2 separate regions of the Mus musculus genome follow, and region 2 is linked to region 1. Evidence: chromatin loops called from intact Hi-C (ENCODE). Cell type or tissue: left cerebral cortex. All regions are shown on one strand. Links, peaks and the distances in the headings refer to the core of each region. The heading gives the core; the rest is flanking DNA. Region 1 overlaps Mdga2 (MAM domain containing glycosylphosphatidylinositol anchor 2). Region 2 holds the start of Mdga2 (MAM domain containing glycosylphosphatidylinositol anchor 2).

Region 1 (4,394 bases), core at 292-4,291:
AGCTAAGGTTTTCAGAGCATGATAGAGATGTGTAGGTATCACTTATATTTAAATTCCTATCTTTTAATTAAAAGTCTTTGGTTATGTAGAATATAAGTTTTGGACTAGTTACTCTGGACCCCGGTATTTCAGCAAGAGAGTGAGATATCATAACATCATCCATAAAACCAACCTGCAAAATACAACGGTACTTTATGCAGACAATACAACCACTGCTCTACTTGACACTAAGTGCGGTATCATTCAGAGGAAGAACATGTGAAACTCCCAAAAGTTTTCAAAGTCTCTTAGTTTTTAAGGAAGCCAAGATTTTCTTTGTGTTCTGCCAGAAATATCTTGAATACGTTTCTGCAGTATTCAAGTATAAGCTTGTAGTTTTGGCTGCCATATACATTTCCCAGATTTCCATCATGTCCTAATTTATGCATGTTTTCACTTGAACTCACATGATATCTAGAACCTTCACATTGAAGGAGGGTTTAAAGCTGCATGTCTGACCGCAACACAGAAAACAGTGCTTTTATACAACAGTAGACTCACTCATGAAACTCTAGGACATGAATGAACACTGCTTCTGACCAACACAATGTGGTTTCTGTTGCATTCATAACAGCATTTATGATATTTTCTGAAACTTTCTCGTTACCATAAATTGTCATTTATAGTAGGGATTCACAAATACGAAAAGCTCATTGAAAAACACTCGGCCTGCCAATCCACCCTTGTACACTGTAGCATATGCCTTTATGTTCCTGGCAGCAGCACAGTGATAGATGGTTTAATTCCCATATGTCTAGGTTGCTGCAAAAGCTCTCCTCTTATGCTTTTGGACTCAACTCCCCCAATTCTAATCCTTTAAGAATTTGGCAGAATGAATCCCATCAAAAAGTGTTAACAACATTCAGTTTCTTCCTAGAAAACCCAGTGTTCCTAAGTGACACATCTGGAGAACCCAAGACATTTTCTAGAGTTCTTTTTTCTTTGTTTCCAAACTCTTACCCTCTTTAACTGGTCATATCTAATTACAGAACATGTCATCACTATAGGCTGTTCAATTTTGATGGATGCATTCTGTGCTCACAACACTTCAGTAGTTACACCCAAACATTATAATGTTTCTTAAATGGGACATCTCTGGGAAAGTTCATTCATGTGTAAGTCACTGGTTTGTCCAGTATTTTCATTTTTCTCCTTGAGAGATTCTTCTTTTAAGAAAGGCAAATAGAAACTAATAAGAGATTCAGATTTTAAAGAGTGGCAGGACTTCTTTAGTCACAGATGAATGCTTCTAGGCTTCTTGGAAAATAGGAGAAAGAATTGATTTATTGTTACTATGCATAAACTCAGAATAACTCTTCTTGTTGAAGCAGTTTATAAGGGTTTGATTTTACATGATGCTGGCTAAACATATGGTATTTAACTTCCTTGTTTTTGAGATACCTCAACTGGACAAAAAGAATCCCTTCTATACTGAATTGCAAAGTTCAAATGTGATGATGTAGCTAACATTTGCCCAGTTTATGGCACATGCTAAATGCCAGGAATTGTTAACTATTATCTGTACCCTGTTTCATATCTTCTATACATTGCTTTTGTATCAATCATAATATTACCCAAATTGCATAAAGATTATTAGATAGATACATACATTGGCAATCTAGATTGATCATCTGCACTTGCTTATTTAGTACATATGTTTTCTTATGGTTTGTACCCAGGTTTTTAAAGAAGATGGGTCACCAAACCTCAAACTGAGTATCGGGTGGAGTAAAGGCAAGAAGTGACAGGAAGTTACTCTGTGAAATGACTCAGCTTTCCAATGTGATCAGGGGACTGTGGCCATCTCCTAATTTGAGAATATGATCATATTTTTTTCTCTGCAGCTGATCTTTTAAATGAAAAAAAAAAACAGCACAGCTGGAAAAACACATGCAAATTTTGGTATTTTGGTCCAGCGATATGCAAGTACATCCATAGTAAGGGTAATTTTCTGAAGCAGCCTCATTAATGAGCTCTACCCTCACTGTGTTTCACGCAATCATGTTACACTCTAATAGAGTCGCAATTTTCTGGGTACCACATAAGGTCATACCACAGATACTGTGCCTTTCCTCATAAAGTATCAATCTTCGTGTCTGGAACTTTCTGTTATCATAGGAAACTTGTCAAACCAACAGAGTCATGACATGTTCTGTACCTCATTCTTGCTTTCTTTAGATGTGTTTGTTACAATGTATTTTACTTCAAGGTGATTCTGAACTGCTCTTTGATGGGTGAGTATGACCTCTCCACTTCAGAAAAGTTGGAGCTTAGCTACTGTTAACTTCCTACCACATTGGAAAATTGAAAATAGAAAAAGAAAAGTAATTTTAATTCATTGCCAATACAAGAGGAAGGTTAGGTTCTCTAACAATGAAATGAAAGCCACTATCTCACTAGATATCACTTTGGAAAGGAGTGACACCTGTGACACGCTGGAAAGTGGTGACAAGCTTCAGGCTCAACACACACCCTGAAAGAAATATCTCTGGATAGAAGGTGAATACTGTGTTACAACCTTGCAGCCCAATACAATATATTTCTTCAAAGGATTTTAAATATCCTCAGTCAAGGTCTAAATGGCTCCTAGGTCTTATGCTTATGAACTAGTACATCCACTTTCTCCCTCTAGGACCAGAATGCCATTTTAATGAGGCAGTGGCCAGAAATATGCTGCAGTTCTATTCCTGCAGCTGTGACTCCCAAGCTGGAAAGAGGAAATGTCAGTAATGCAAAGCAAAAGGAAGACTGGAGCAATTGGTGCTGCTCCTGCCTGGCTCATTAGCATGGGCCGGGCTTGAGTCTCCAGAGCAGAAAGAAGCTGGCATCAACGCCTGGCAATGTTTGCTCAGCTCTATCAGGAAACAGATTTGATCATTTGTGTAAGGGGAAAAATGTCTTTCTAGCTGCCTCATGTGTCTCTTTATGTGTGCTGCTACTGTACTGTTTTAGGAACGAGCATAGTGTGTCTATATTTAGGGCAAATGTGCCTACTCTATCTTCGCCAACTCAATCTTTCTACATGACTAATTTGCAAGTTGAATTATCTTGGTAAATAGGCTGACTCACTTGCAAATAATCTGCAGAATTTAGCTACCCATTAGGCTTATCTAGCGAATAAGGCTCTTTTGATTTGCTCAGCATACTGAATGAACTGCAGTTTAATAATAATAATAATAATAATAATAATAATAATAAGATGTTATTCTAGATACAAAAAAATACCCTGTCTAAAAAAATTGGTTTTACTATCAGGGTATATTGAGAAACAGGGCAGTGAGTGAATTAAATAAACTAAGGAATGAACTATAGATAGACCAATAATGACATAGACCATGAGTATATGAAAAATATAAAAGTATATTCATAGAATATACATATACATATTATTTGTATGTCTCTATTCTATAAGTATTAGTAGAATAATTTATATTTTTCTAATCTTTCATTACAAAGTTTACATTGTGACGACCATCTAGAATGGTTATCATTCCTGAAACCTGTTTTGAGTAAGATGGAATGCTGGCCTGACATTCTGACTTGTCACATGGCATTCCTTTTCAATTTTCCCTCCTGACAATCTCCATTTCTGTGGTGATTCAGTAACATATAAGCTTACCAATGTTTCATAGGTATAAAAAATATCTTGATTTGGCTTCATCTAAATGTGTGAAAAGAATACTCAAAAAGACTTATGTCTACAGGTATAACATTTGCTTACTTCTTTCTTTATTAAAGAGCACATCTTGTTCAAAAAGTATTCTTTCATATGGAAAAGTTGAAACAAAAATATAAGAACTCGAGTGACCAGGAAAGTGGTGCTCTATGTACATGAGCACCCACACACATGTGTGTCTGTATATGTGGGTGTGCATGTATGTGTGTGTATGTGTGTGTTTGTGTGTGTGTCTGTGTATTTGTGTGTGTGTCTGTGTGTGTGTATTTGTGTGTGTGTGTGTCTGTGTGTGTGTATGTGTGTGTTTGTGTGTGTGTGTCTGTGTGTGTGTGTGTGTGTGTGTGTGTGTCTGTGTATTTGTGTGTGTGTCTGTGTGTGTATGTGTGTGTGTGTGTGTGTACACCAAAGGGCAAAATGTGAAGTGTGGTATCCCTATTAGGTATATGAATGTTAGTGCATGACAATAAGAAGCGAAACTTTCTAGACTATTTTACTTTACTTTGCTGTAAGATTTCTACAGACAACATATTAGTTTTCTGCAAAGACATGGGAATGTCATGCCCTTCCTGTGGTACCTCTGAAATCTACTCCTTACTGGCATCATCACTTCCCAAGGGGTTGGATCTACAGGATTCTAGATTACAAACATACTTGTCCTCTCTTTCCCTGTACCATCCTC
Region 2 (4,394 bases), core at 113-4,112, 210 kb after region 1:
GGGCCAATTAGAGACAAAGGCAAACTTGGACAGAAGATGATAGGAAATCAGGGGAACAGCTCTTCTCTCCAGCAATCCTTGACCCTAGGTGGAATCCCAGCTTCCATCTCCCTCTGCTGCTCAGGGCTAGGGGAGAGTCTAGCAGAGATCTGAGTGAATCCTAGTTCTCTTCAGGCCCCACCTCCTGGGGTCAGCAGTCAAGCTTTCCAGAGTATTTCCTTGCTATATTTAAGCTCACCAATACCAACACTCACTGCCATGTTTTATGAGGGCTCTGCTCAGCCAAGCAAGCAAGTTGCTTTGATTTGGAAAATAGAGGGTAAAGAAAAAGGAAACGAAGATGTTTAGAGGGGGGAGAAACAAGCCTAGAAAAGAACTGCAAAGACAGGAAACTGGGTGGCAGCAGCAGTTCTCAGTAGGAGACCTCCCTCCCGTTTTTTTCCCCTTCACACACACACACACACACACACACACACACACACACACACACACACACACCGTAGTTGTTTGCCTAGAATGAAACACACAGCAGGAAAAAAAAAGCCTCGGAGGAATCTGTTGAACTCATTCACAGGCTGCACACCTACATGGCTCCCAGACAGTTTGAGGAGTCCAATGGCACTGGTACCAGTAACCACTCTGCAGGCAGTGCTGAAGACTGAAGGGGAATCGCTGACACTTCCCAGATACTCATGCCTCTTTGCCCCGGGGCAGTTACTGAGCTAGCCCACATTGAGTTGAAAGCCAGGCAGCAGTGTGAGTTTTCTACACCTTTTACAAGCACATGAGGGTGTGTGCTATGGGAGAGTCTTGGACCGCTCTATCCTCTAAACCAACCCCTTTTAACAATATCCATGCAATATATCTTGAGGACACAAAAAGTTCCTTTTCTTTTCGAGCATGATCAACTTGTCCCAGAAGATAAGGATATCACAAGTCACTATACTCAGCCAATGAGAACATGTGTTAGAGAAGGAGAGAGGGAGTAGAGGAGAGATGGAGAGAGAGAGAGAGAGAGAGAGAGAGAGAGAGAGAGAGAGAGACTTCAGTGACTAAACACAAGAGTGCCAACTGCTGACAGGCGAAGGAACCTGGATGTGTTTGGGAGCACTTCAAAGCCTCCCAATTAATAAGCTCCCCCTTCCTAGGTCTCAAGCATGCGGGATCATGGGCTCTCTGTGAAGAGCTGAGATTTTGTTCTGTTTGTAAAGAGTGGTGTCCTGCCCTGGAGGAGAGACGAACGGACTTCTTCAGTTCATTCATGCATTTGCTCATCCATTCACACAAACATGTCCCTTAATTATGTCTGGCACTGAGAATCTTGCCTGCTATTTCCCCTCCCCAAGTCAGCGCTCATGGCAACGGCTGGTGCAGAATACAACTCAACTGTCACCCCACTTCCTGAGCCAGAAAATCAAGTCCTGTAGACATTCACAGAAAGGAGGAAAAAGACTTTTTATATTTAAAAAAAAAGAGAGAGATTAAAGGTGGAAAGGAAGAGATCGCCTGCAGGGAGAGGGGCCTCATAGGAATTAAGGAGTAAAAGAAAGGGTGAAAGGGACTCAGGCGGTCACATTCCAAGCTTCCCTTCAGGGGAAACCGCGGAAGTGACACCGCGCCAAGCCATTATTGAATCCAAGACTGCAAGAGCCCATGTTTCCCCGCGGGGATAAATCAAGTGCAAAGCCACTCGTTCCTCTGAGTGCGATGCTGTTGGCCCGACCCAACTCAGAGCCCCAGTGGAAGAGCCGGGGGAGCCGCTCGCAGCCCAATCCGCAGCGCGCTCGCAGCCTCCTTTCAGCTCCCAATAACGTGATGAAGTGTAAATCAAATGCCACGCCAGGAGGGGCCCCGGAACGGCGCGAGTCGTGTATCTTAGCTCAGCAGCCTATCTTGCCTAGGAATCACAAGGTCACGATAGCGTCGCGATTCCACTCACCGTACACTCCTTGGCCAGAGATTCCCTCCAGGAGGACTGTCAGCAGCCACACGAGACCGTACACTAAATCCATCTTCACGTGAACATGAACATATCCAGCCCAAGGGGGACGCAGTGGGACCTTCTGGAGGCCAGCGGCCAGCAAGGCGCGCTCCACTTGTGCCCGGGCCGAGTCGAGGTGCCCGGGAACTGCTAGCAATGGGAGGAAGCACTGTCCGTCTGTCCTTCCCTGGCGGCGGCCGTGAGCGGAGCGCTGGAGCCCCACACACCCCACACTCATGCACACACACACACACACACACACACACACACACACACACACACACACGCACACACACGCTCACACACACGCTCACACACACACACACACACACACGCACAAGCACACACGTATAAGCACACACACGCGGGAACACACTCCCACTACACAATACCCCAATACATGCACTCACACACAAGCCGCACTCACACCGGGCGCCTGGGAAAATCGCAGACGCCGGGGAGGAGCAGGGGGCGGTGATGGGAAGCAGAGCTGTGAGGACAAGTGTTCTTCAGGGAAGCGGCTCCGGGCTCCGGGCGCGGGCAAGCGGCAGGAGCGGGCAGGAGCCCTGGGGGCGCCGCGCGACGCGAACCGCGCTGGACAGCCAGGGAGCAGGAAGTGGCCTCTGACCCGGGCACGAAGCGGGGCTCCCTCGCCCGGGTTCGCCTTTACAAAGTAACTCGCGAAGGTCCCCAGAGGAGCGTCAAGCGGCGGCAGCGGCTCGCCCGCCCGCAGTCCGGAGCCCCCAGCCCTGCTGTCTTGCCTTCCCCCATTCCATCAGTTGCCATTGCAACGCCAATCCTGTTACACGACAGAGACTCGCATCGCCGAGCGGGGAGAGGAAGAGGAGGAGGAGGAAGAGGAGGAGTGGGAAACGGGGGATGGGGAGGAGGGAGCGGAGGAGGAGAGAGGAGGGCGAAAGGGTCCAAGCGGGAGCGGAGCGCCCGTCTGGAGCTCGCCAGGCACCAGCCTCAGCCGCTGCCGCCACCGCCACGGCTCTTCCAAACAGCCTTGAGCGCCCCGCCAGCAAAGAGGGTGCTCCTGGAGGCAGCACCAATCTCCGGAGCCAAAAGCAGAGTCCGAGCACCACCACTTGCAGGAGAGGGAGGATGCCGAGCGCAGAGCAGATCCGCACACCGTCCACGCGTGCCCACCCGTACCGCGAGTCCTCTTCGCTTCCGCGCCGCCCCCGCCAGGTGGAGGGGGTGGGGGCGGTGGAGACTGGCGGGAGTTTAGACCCGGGAGCCGCAGAAGGGCTTTCCCCACCCGGGCTAACGGAGTGCTGGCATCCGGAGCGGAACAGAGAAGCGGCCGCCTGCTGAGGGCACCCCGGCTGCGCGGCCGCCTTGCGGGCCGCAGTTGCGGCAGAGATGCCCAAGCTGGGCAGAGGAGCGTCCGGGGCCCTACGCTTGCTCGGGATCCCTGGATTGACGCTGGGGGTTGCGCACCGCGGAGGCGATAGGAAGGAGGAGGAGGAGGAAGAAGAGGAGGAGGATGGAGAAGCGGCGGACGCGGAGCGCAGGCGGCCAGGCTGCCGGGGAGGAAGGCTGTGTGTGGTCACGTTGTGCGCTACGTGCTGAGAGCGCGAGGCTGCTAGCCGCAGCCCGGCGACGTCAAAACCGAGTGCAGGGCTCGGGCGCCTTCCCCTGAGCCTCCTCTGCCTCCCGGGCTCTGCTCACCAGGGTAGGCACTGGTGCTCATCAGCTTGGACAGCAGTGATGGGCTCAGAGGGGTAGCAGCACCCAGCCTCTCTTCCACCCCGCCGAGGCCATCCCTGGTTCTTCCCTAGCTCCGCGGGGGCGAGGGCTGGTAATTCATTTCCGATGCCTCCGCTGGCGTTTGCACGCGGAAGGGAAGGGCTGGCTACGTCCTCAGACACGCGGTAATTACAGGACACCTTTATCCCCTTTCTGCCGTCCAAGGTCTTCCAGGAACTGTTCTGCTTGGCTAGAGGGCAGAGCAGGCCAAGTCATTGGAAGCTGCCTCAGTCTTCTCCATCCCTGTCATGTTTCCGTGGAAATGTGGTCATCATAACAGAGGAAGGGTGTTGGGGGGAAGGAAGGAAGACCACCAGGAGTTCAGGAAGAGTCGGTTTTATATATAATACCTCCTAAAGTTAAATGCTTGGAAAAGCCCCTCTCACATGAAAGACAGGGTTCCTTGAAACAGGGTCAGTTCTGAGGAGCTTAAAATTCTCCCTACTACAAAATGGTCAGAATGAGAAAGCATCTTTAATTTACACTAGAACAGGTGTAAAACTAATAAACTAAAACATAATGGGGAATATCCCACACAGTCTGAGTTACTCTAGTGTGTTTCTTTTTCAAATTAGGTTTTACTGTCTAGATCCACTTAGCCAAAATATGGTAAGTGAGTGAAATGGTTAGACGCGTTTATACATGTGAGAAAGTTATT

What was found. A loop is a pair of places that touch in the nucleus more often than their neighbours do. Peaks named below come from ENCODE experiments on the same cell type or tissue, not always from the same donor. Only the 100,000 strongest peaks of a DNase experiment are listed, where the experiment ranks them.
Region 2: it touches region 1 in a loop (5-fold over the local background); 3 of 42 quality-filtered maps call a loop at or near these places.

Annotation. Positions count from the first base shown.
Region 1 is chr12:67,008,649-67,013,042 of GRCm38, forward strand. All of the region lies in intron 1 of Mdga2 (MAM domain containing glycosylphosphatidylinositol anchor 2), which reads right to left. Among named protein-coding and RNA genes, the nearest start is that of Mdga2, 210 kb to the right of the region's middle. In left cerebral cortex, for the core only: a CTCF peak has its summit at 2,664; DNase peaks (open chromatin) are centred at 757 and 2,907; H3K27ac peaks cover 676 bases.
Region 2 is chr12:67,219,031-67,223,424 of GRCm38, forward strand. Mdga2 (MAM domain containing glycosylphosphatidylinositol anchor 2) reads right to left here and starts at 3,519. Exons shown (of 17, transcript NM_001193266.1): 1 at 1,940-3,519. The coding sequence starts at 2,012. In left cerebral cortex, for the core only: a CTCF peak has its summit at 1,755; DNase peaks (open chromatin) are centred at 741, 1,249, 1,893, 2,457 and 2 more places; H3K4me3 peaks cover 3,914 bases; H3K27ac peaks cover 2,891 bases.